2 separate regions of the Homo sapiens genome follow, and region 2 is linked to region 1. A link is a contact called in ENCODE POLR2A ChIA-PET data. All regions are on one chromosome and are shown on one strand. Each heading gives the region's core, a stretch centred on a gene start or an enhancer-like site at or near the end of the contact. The rest is flanking DNA. Distances are from core to core; before and after follow the strand shown.

Region 1 (3,610 bases), core at 750-3,249:
TTGCTGGGTCAAATGGTATTTCTAGTTCTAGATCCTTGAGGAATCGCCACACTGTCTTCCGCAATGGCTGAACTAGTTTACAGTCCCACCAACAGTGTAAAAGTGTTCCTATTTCTCCACATCCTCTCCAGTACCTGTTGTTTCCTGACTTTTTAATGATCGCCATTCTAACTGGTGTGAGATGGTATCTCATTGTGGTTTTGATTTGCATTTCTCTGATGGCCAGTGATGATGAGCATTTTTTTAAGTGTCTGTTGGCTGCACAAATGTCTTCTTTTAAGAAGTGTCTGTTCATATCCTTTGCCCACTTTTTGATGGGGTTGTTTGTTTTTTTCTTGTAAATTTGAGTTCTTTGTAGATTCTGGGTATTAGCCCTTTGTCGGATGAGTAGATTGCAAAGATTTTCTCCCATTCTGTAGGTTGCCTGCTCACTCTGACGGTAGTTTCTTTTGCTGTGCAGAAGCTCTTTACTTTAATTAGATCCCATTTGTCAATTTTGGCTTTTGTTGCCATTGTTTTTGGTGTTTTAGACATGAAGTCCTTACCCGTGCCTATGTCCTGAATGGTATTGCCTAGGTTTTCTTCTAAGGTTTTATGGTTTTAGGTCTAACATTTAAGTCTTTAATCCATCTTGAATTAATTTTTATATAAGGTACAAGGAAGGGATCCAGTTTCAGTTTTCTACATATGGCTAGCCAGTTTTCCCAGCACCATTTATTAAATAGGGAATCCTTTCCCCATTTCTTGTTTTTGTCAGGTTTGTCAAAGATCAGATGGTTGTAGATGTGTGGTATTATTTCTGAGGGCTCTGTTCTGTTCCATTGGTCTATATCTCTGTTTTGGTACCAGTACTTTGCTGTTTTGGTTACTGTAGCCTTGTAGTATAGTTTGAAGTCAGGTAGCATGATGCCTCCAGCTTTGTTCTTTTGGCTTAGGATTGTCTTGGCAATGCGGGCCCTTTTTTGGTTCCATATGAACTTTAAAGTGGTTTTTTCCAATTCTGTGAAGAAAGTCATTGGTAGCTTGATGGGGATGGCATTGAATCTATAAATTACCTTGGGCAGTATGGCCAAGCAATGTATAGACATTAGACCATTAGACATCAGATTGTGAGTCTTTTTTTTTTTTTTTTTTTTTGCAATAAGGTAGAAATGCATTTCTTCAAATGTGTCTGGGTACTATATGCCTATTTGTTTGGCATTCACCAAGGGTACTATAAGTTGAAAATGATAGTTGCAGGTAGAATCCTAAAGTTAGAACTGGGAGTTGACTTGCTATAAACGATTTCCTATGCTTTCTAAACAAGCTGGAGAAGGACGCTAGTGAATTCACTGAGCTACAAACTTTTTTTTTTTTTTTTTTTTTTTTGAGACAGGGTCTTGTTCTGTCATCTAGGCTAGAGTGCAGTGGTGTGATTCTCAGGTCACTGCAGCCGAGAATCTCTTGGGCTCAAGCAATCCTTCCACTTCAGCCTCCCAAGTAGCTGAGACTAGAGGGGAGCTACCACCACACCTGACTAATTTTTTTGAAAATAACTTTTTGTAGAAACGAGGTCTCACCATGTTACCTAGGCTGGCCTCAAATTCCTGGGCTCAGGAGATCTTTGGCAAGTTACTTCTCAATGTCACATTTGTTTTTCATTGGAAAAATGGAGGCTAGTGTAGTATTTTTCTCACGGGGATATTGTGAGGATTAAACAAGAAGTTATAATGTAATATCTATACAGCACCCAACACAACACCTTACTAACAGCTGGTACTCAATATCAAACAGTATTTCTTTCTTTCAGGTTTTAGAAAAATAGTTTAAAATCTAGAGTTAATTAACCTTCTTATGACCTTGTTAAAGGGTCTGCTTCCATATGCTGCTTGCCAGATGGCCCACTTACAAATGAGAAGCCAACAGCTCACCTGTGATAAATCAGCCCATTGAAGGTCAATGCAGTGAAGTAAACGGGGTTCGCATAACTGCGAATGTGCAACTGCACAAACTCAAGGAAGCAATTTTCAGTGACAGGGCGTGGTAGAGTGAGACAAGAAAAGCATGAGTCAGAAGACCTCAATTTGACTCAGCTCAGCACATAATACTTAACCTCTTTGAATGATTTCTTAGTTATGTGCCTTAGGGAAACTACTTAAGCTCTTTGGATCATTATTTTTCTCATCTGTAAAACTGGGATGAGAATATACAATTCATGGAGTTTTTTGTGATCACGGTGACTGCACAGAGTAGGGGCTCAGTAGATTCAGTGAGGGCTGCAGCTAGGCAGTGTGAATATTAGTTCCCTTCTCATTTTCTTTTTTTTTTTTTTTTGAGACAGAGTCTCGCTCTGTCGCCCAGGCTGGAGTTCAGTGGCGCGATCTGGGCTCACTGCAAGCTCCGCCTCCCGGGTTCACGCCATTCTCCTTCCTTAGCCTCCCGAGTAGCTGGGACTACAAGGCGCCCACCACCATGCCTGGCTAATTTTTTTGTATTTTTAGTAGAGATGGGGTTTCACCGTGTTAGCCAGGATGGTCTCGATCTCCTGAACTCATGATCCGCCCGCCTCGGCCTCCCAAAGTGCTGGGATTACAGGAGTGAGCCACCGCGCCCAGCCTCCCTTTTCATTTTCTATGGCTATTTTGGGAAAAGAGTAACAACAGCGGGAGTGCAGGCAGAGCAGTCCCTAAGCAACGTTATGATGTATGTGCTTGATACAAGTCAGTCACAAATTGTTCAGTGCACAGTAAGTTTTCACTTAATGCTGTTGATAGATTCTTGGAAACCGTGACTTTAGGTGAACTGACTATAAAAAAAAATTATCACGGCCTAATTGATATAAACAACAGTTAAGTTCCTATGGCATATATTCCTGGTCACAAAAACATCATCAAACTTGTTAATAAAGACTCAGGCCGGCCGTAGTGTCTCACGCCTGTAATCCCAACACTTGGGGAGACCAAGGTGGGCAGATTACCTGAGGTCAGGAGTTCAAGATCAGCCTGGCCAACATGGTGAAACCCTGTCTCTGCTAAAAACACAAAAATTAGCTAGGCATGGTGGCATGCCTGTAATCCCAGCTGCTCAGGAGGCTGAGGCAGGAGAATCACTTGAACCCAGGAGGGGGAGGTTGTGGTGAGCCGAGATCACACCACTGCACTCCAGCCTGGGCAACAGAGCAAGATGCAGTCTCAAAAAAAAAAAAAAAGACTCAAAACATTTCCAGTATTAAATATTGAAATAAATGTGAGCTATACATGCATTTAGGAAAGATTAGGCCAGGTGAGGTAGCTCATGCCTATAATCCCAGCATTTTGGGAAGCCAAGGTGTGCAGATAACTTGAGTCTAAAAGTTCAAGACCAGCCTGGGTGACATGGTGAAACCCCCGTTTCTACAAAAAAATACAAAAATTAGCTGAGCATGGTGGTGTGCACCTGTGGTCCCAGCTACTTAGGAGGCTGAGGTGGAAGGATCGCTTGAACCTGGGAGGTGGAGGTTGCAATGAGCTGAGATCATGCCACTGTGCTCCAATCTGGGAGACAGACCAAGACCTCCCTCAAAAAAAAAAAAAAAAAAAAAATTAATAAAAGCAAGTAAGATTTACCTATTTTTGGTGAATCAGTGAGTAAC
Region 2 (3,842 bases), core at 203-2,702, 360 kb after region 1:
TGGGCATGGTGGTGTGCACCCGTAGCCCCAGTTACTCAGGAGGCTGAGGTGGGAGGATTGCTTGAGCCTGGGAGGTGGAGGCTGTAGTGAGCCATGACTGTGCCACTGCACTCCAGCCTGGGCGACAGAGTGAGACCCTGTCTCCGAAAGAAAATAAAGTAAAATAAAATAAATAAATAAATACACACATATACATATATATCATGTTACATTCATGATATCATAAATACCGTATTGTAGGAAATCATCACTTCAGAGTAAAAAAATGAAAATCACTTTCCCACCAGAATCAAAAAAGCTTTTCTACCACTCTAAACAGATTATTGTTTATTTGCATAGGTCATTATTTATATTACTTTAACTAGACTTTATGAGTTCACTTAACTATCTTTTCAGAGCACAAAACTGAATGTTTACATTTCAAAAACTTCAAATTCCATTTCTCTGATCTACCCAAAATTATTAGCTTTTTCATTTACAAGCTGTAGTAAATTCTTAGGGTTTTTATTTGCTTTTTTTTTTTTTTTTTTTTTTGAGACGGAGTCTCGCTCTGTCGCCCAGGCTGGAGTGCAGTGGCGGGATCTCGGCTCACTGCAAGCTCCGCCTCCCGGGTTCACGCCATTCTCCTGCCTCAGCCTCCCAAGTAGCTGGGACTACAGGCGCCCGCCACTACGCCCGGCTAATTTTTTGTATTTTTAGTAGAGACGAGGTTTCACCGTTTTAGCCGGGATGGTCTCGATCTCCTGACCTCGTGATCCGCCCGCCTCGGCCTCCCAAAGTGCTGGGATTACAGGCGTGAGCCACCGTGCCCGGCCTTTATTTGCTTTTTAATAGTGGAAAAGACAGAGATGACTTGCCAAAAGTTAACAGATTGTCAGTAACATAAGTAAAGCCTTTTTTGGCTGGATGCAATGGCTCGCGCCTGTAATACCAATACTCTGGGAGGATCACTTGAGCCCGGGAGTTTGAGACCAGCCTAGGCAATATAGTGAAACCCTGTCTCTACAAAATAAAAAATTAAAAATTATCCAAGCATGGTGGTGAGCACCTGTATTCCCAGCTACTCGGGAGACTGAGGTAGGAAGATCACTTCTGCCCAGGAGTTGGAAGGAGCAGTGAGCTATGATCATGCCACTGGACTTAGGCCTAGATGACAGAGCAAGACCCTGCCTCTTAAAAAAAAAAAAGCCTTTTTTGTTTTATGGGTTTGTTTGTTTTTTGAGTCTCGCTCTGTTGCCCAGGCTGGAGTGCAGTGGCGCAATTTCAGCTCACTGCAAGCTCTGCCTCCTGGGTTCCTGCCGTTCTCCTGCCTCAGCCTCCCCAGTAGTTGGGACCACAGGCACCCGCCACCATGCCCGGCTAATTTTTTTGTATTTTTAGTAGAGATGGGGTTTCACTGTGTTAGCCAGAACGGTCTCGATCTCCTGACCTCGGGATCTGCCCGCCTGGGCCTCCCAAAGTGCTAGGATTACAGGCGTGAGCCACCATGCCCCGCCTGTTTTATGTTTTTTAAATACTAAAGGAGTTCCAAAAATATTTTGCCAAAAAAATTCTATTTGCTGAAATGCTGGAACAAATTATTACTTCCACTGAAAGTGATGTCATCGCTTAGACAGTTCTCTAAATACAGATATTTGAAATTCCTTTCTAAATCATTCAAAATACAGATGTTCCCAGGCTACAAGGGATTAAATTAACTGACATCAGAACACGAATTTTCTTCCATTTGGCAACTGAGATGGCCTTTTTTTTTTTTTTTTTTTTTTTTGAGACAGAGTTTTTGCTCTGTCACCCAGCCTGGAGTGCAGTGGTGCAATCTCAGCTCACTGCAATCTCTGCTTCCCAGGCTCAAGTGATCTACCCACCTAAGCCTCCTGGGTAGCTGGGACTACAGACGTGCACCATCACTCTCAGCTAATTTTTTTCTTAATTTTTTGTAAATAGAGACAAGGTCTAGCTATACTATCCAGGCTGGTCTCAAGCTCCTGGGCTCAAACCATCCTCTCACCTCAGCCTCCCAAAGTGCTGATATTACAGGCATGAGCCACCATGCCCGGCCTTCTAATGCTAGTAGCTAAATACCTTCTGCTATCATTTATAATATGTAAGTATGGTTGTACCTTTCTCAAAAATCCAATAAAACTGCTTAAGAGCTACAAAGTTAGAATATTTAAAAAATAGGTTTGAAATGTTTAGCAATATTTAGTTTTTTTTTTTAAGTGTATAGATCACTTTCCTACAGTGATTTATTTTGATTTATTGGCAACAGTCCATTGACTGTGGGCTGGATATTTCTTCAAAAGGGTCATTGCATACATAGAAAATTTCCAAAAACAAACAGTCTTCCAAAACATCGAATTCATGAATTTTTTTTTTTTTTTTTTTGAGATGGATCTCTCTCTGTCGCCAGGCTGGAGTGCAGTGGCATGATCTCGGCTCACTGCAATCTCTACCTCCCGGGTTCAAGCCATTCTCCTGCCTCAGCCTCCCGAGTAGCTGGGATTACAGGCGCGCCACCACACCCAGCTAATTTTTGTATTTTTAGTAGAGATGGGGTTTTACCATGTTTGTGAGGATGGTCTTGATCTCCTGACCTTGTGATCCACCCACCTTGGCCTCCCAAAGTGCTGGGATTACAGGCGTGAGCCACCACTCCTGGCCGTAATTTTGTTTTATATGCTTCCTAGAAGCATGCAAATCTAGAGGATTTAGCTATTTACAAACTTTATGACAAAAAATGTGTAAAACCATGCAATAATCTGATAAAATCTGTTAACAGTTTAATTTTTATTTTTTTTAAAGAAGGGGTTTTTTGTAGATATGAATTAGGTTCTGTAATAGAATGGAAAATTAGCTTAATGTAAAAATCGGGTTAATTGCAATGTTCAGAAGCACTGTAAATCATATCTCAAAACATGTCTATGCAAATTAGTTTCTGCAAATCCTTACTATCTATTAGTGTTCCTTAAGGATAATTGCTCCTGTGATTAAAATGAAAATCATATTATGGCAAATTTAAATTTTCTTCATGTCTTCTAATGGGGTTCAGGACACTCAACCCCAAAATATGGCACTGTAGCATTTGAGCAGAAGCAGGTCTCTCTGACCTTCTCCCACTCTTTTCCCCTTAAGCAGGCTATAAAAGAATTGTCTAGGCCAGGCACGGGCTCATGCTTGTAATCCCAGCACTTTGGGAGGCCGAGGCAGGCGGGTCACGAGGTCAGGAGATCGAGACCATCCTGGCTAACACGGTGAAACCCATCTCTACTAAAAATACAAAAAATTAGCCGGGCAGCAGCGGGCGCCTGTAGTCCCAGGTACTCAGGAGGCTGAGGCAGAAGAATGGCATGAACCCAGGAGGCGGAGCTTGCAGTGAGCCAAGATTGCGCCACTGCACTCCAGCCTGGGGGCGACAGAGCAAGACTCCATCCCCCCCCCAAAAAAAAAAAAAAAGAATTCTCTGACCTTCCTCTAAAGTAGTATAAGACTTTCAATCCAGAAGTATCCTCTCTCTACCTGGAAGAAATGAACATCCTTATCCTGAGACACAGAGATACCAAGAGGTATGTGAACAAACAGGCTTTGCTAAGTTTCCCCCAGTTTATTACCATTAGATCATATCCCCTTTGTTCATCATACTTCTGTATGACTATCCACTCATCAAACCTAGCATAAAAATACACAGGTTTCCCTGTTTCTTTGGGTTCTCATTTTTTTCTATTTCTTTTCTCTTTTTTTTTTTGAGACAGGATCTTACTCTGTCACCCTGGCTGGAGTGCAGTGGCATGCTCATGGCTCACTGTGGCTCTCTGTAGCCTCAACCTCCTCAGGCTCAGGTGATC

The links. ChIA-PET counts read pairs that join two places held with the same protein, here RNA polymerase II (POLR2A).
Region 2: POLR2A ChIA-PET joins it to region 1 with 10 read pairs in WTC11. The contact joins two enhancer-like sites. POLR2A ChIA-PET finds 5 or more read pairs at or near these places in 3 of 52 experiments (GM12878, Panc1 and WTC11).

The regions. Positions count from the first base shown.
Region 1 is chr10:72,674,557-72,678,166 of GRCh38, forward strand. No RefSeq gene overlaps it. Among named protein-coding and RNA genes, the nearest start is that of MCU, 16 kb to the right of the region's middle. RefSeq lists a silencer at 1,895-2,189. Within about 2 kb of position 2,000, at least 6 of the 41 ENCODE cell types and tissues checked have a DNase peak (open chromatin) inside an H3K27ac peak, as active enhancers do.
Region 2 is chr10:73,038,111-73,041,952 of GRCh38, forward strand. All of the region lies in intron 9 of P4HA1 (prolyl 4-hydroxylase subunit alpha 1), which reads right to left. Among named protein-coding and RNA genes, the nearest start is that of P4HA1, 57 kb to the right of the region's middle. Within about 2 kb of position 1,453, at least 4 of the 41 ENCODE cell types and tissues checked have a DNase peak (open chromatin) inside an H3K27ac peak, as active enhancers do.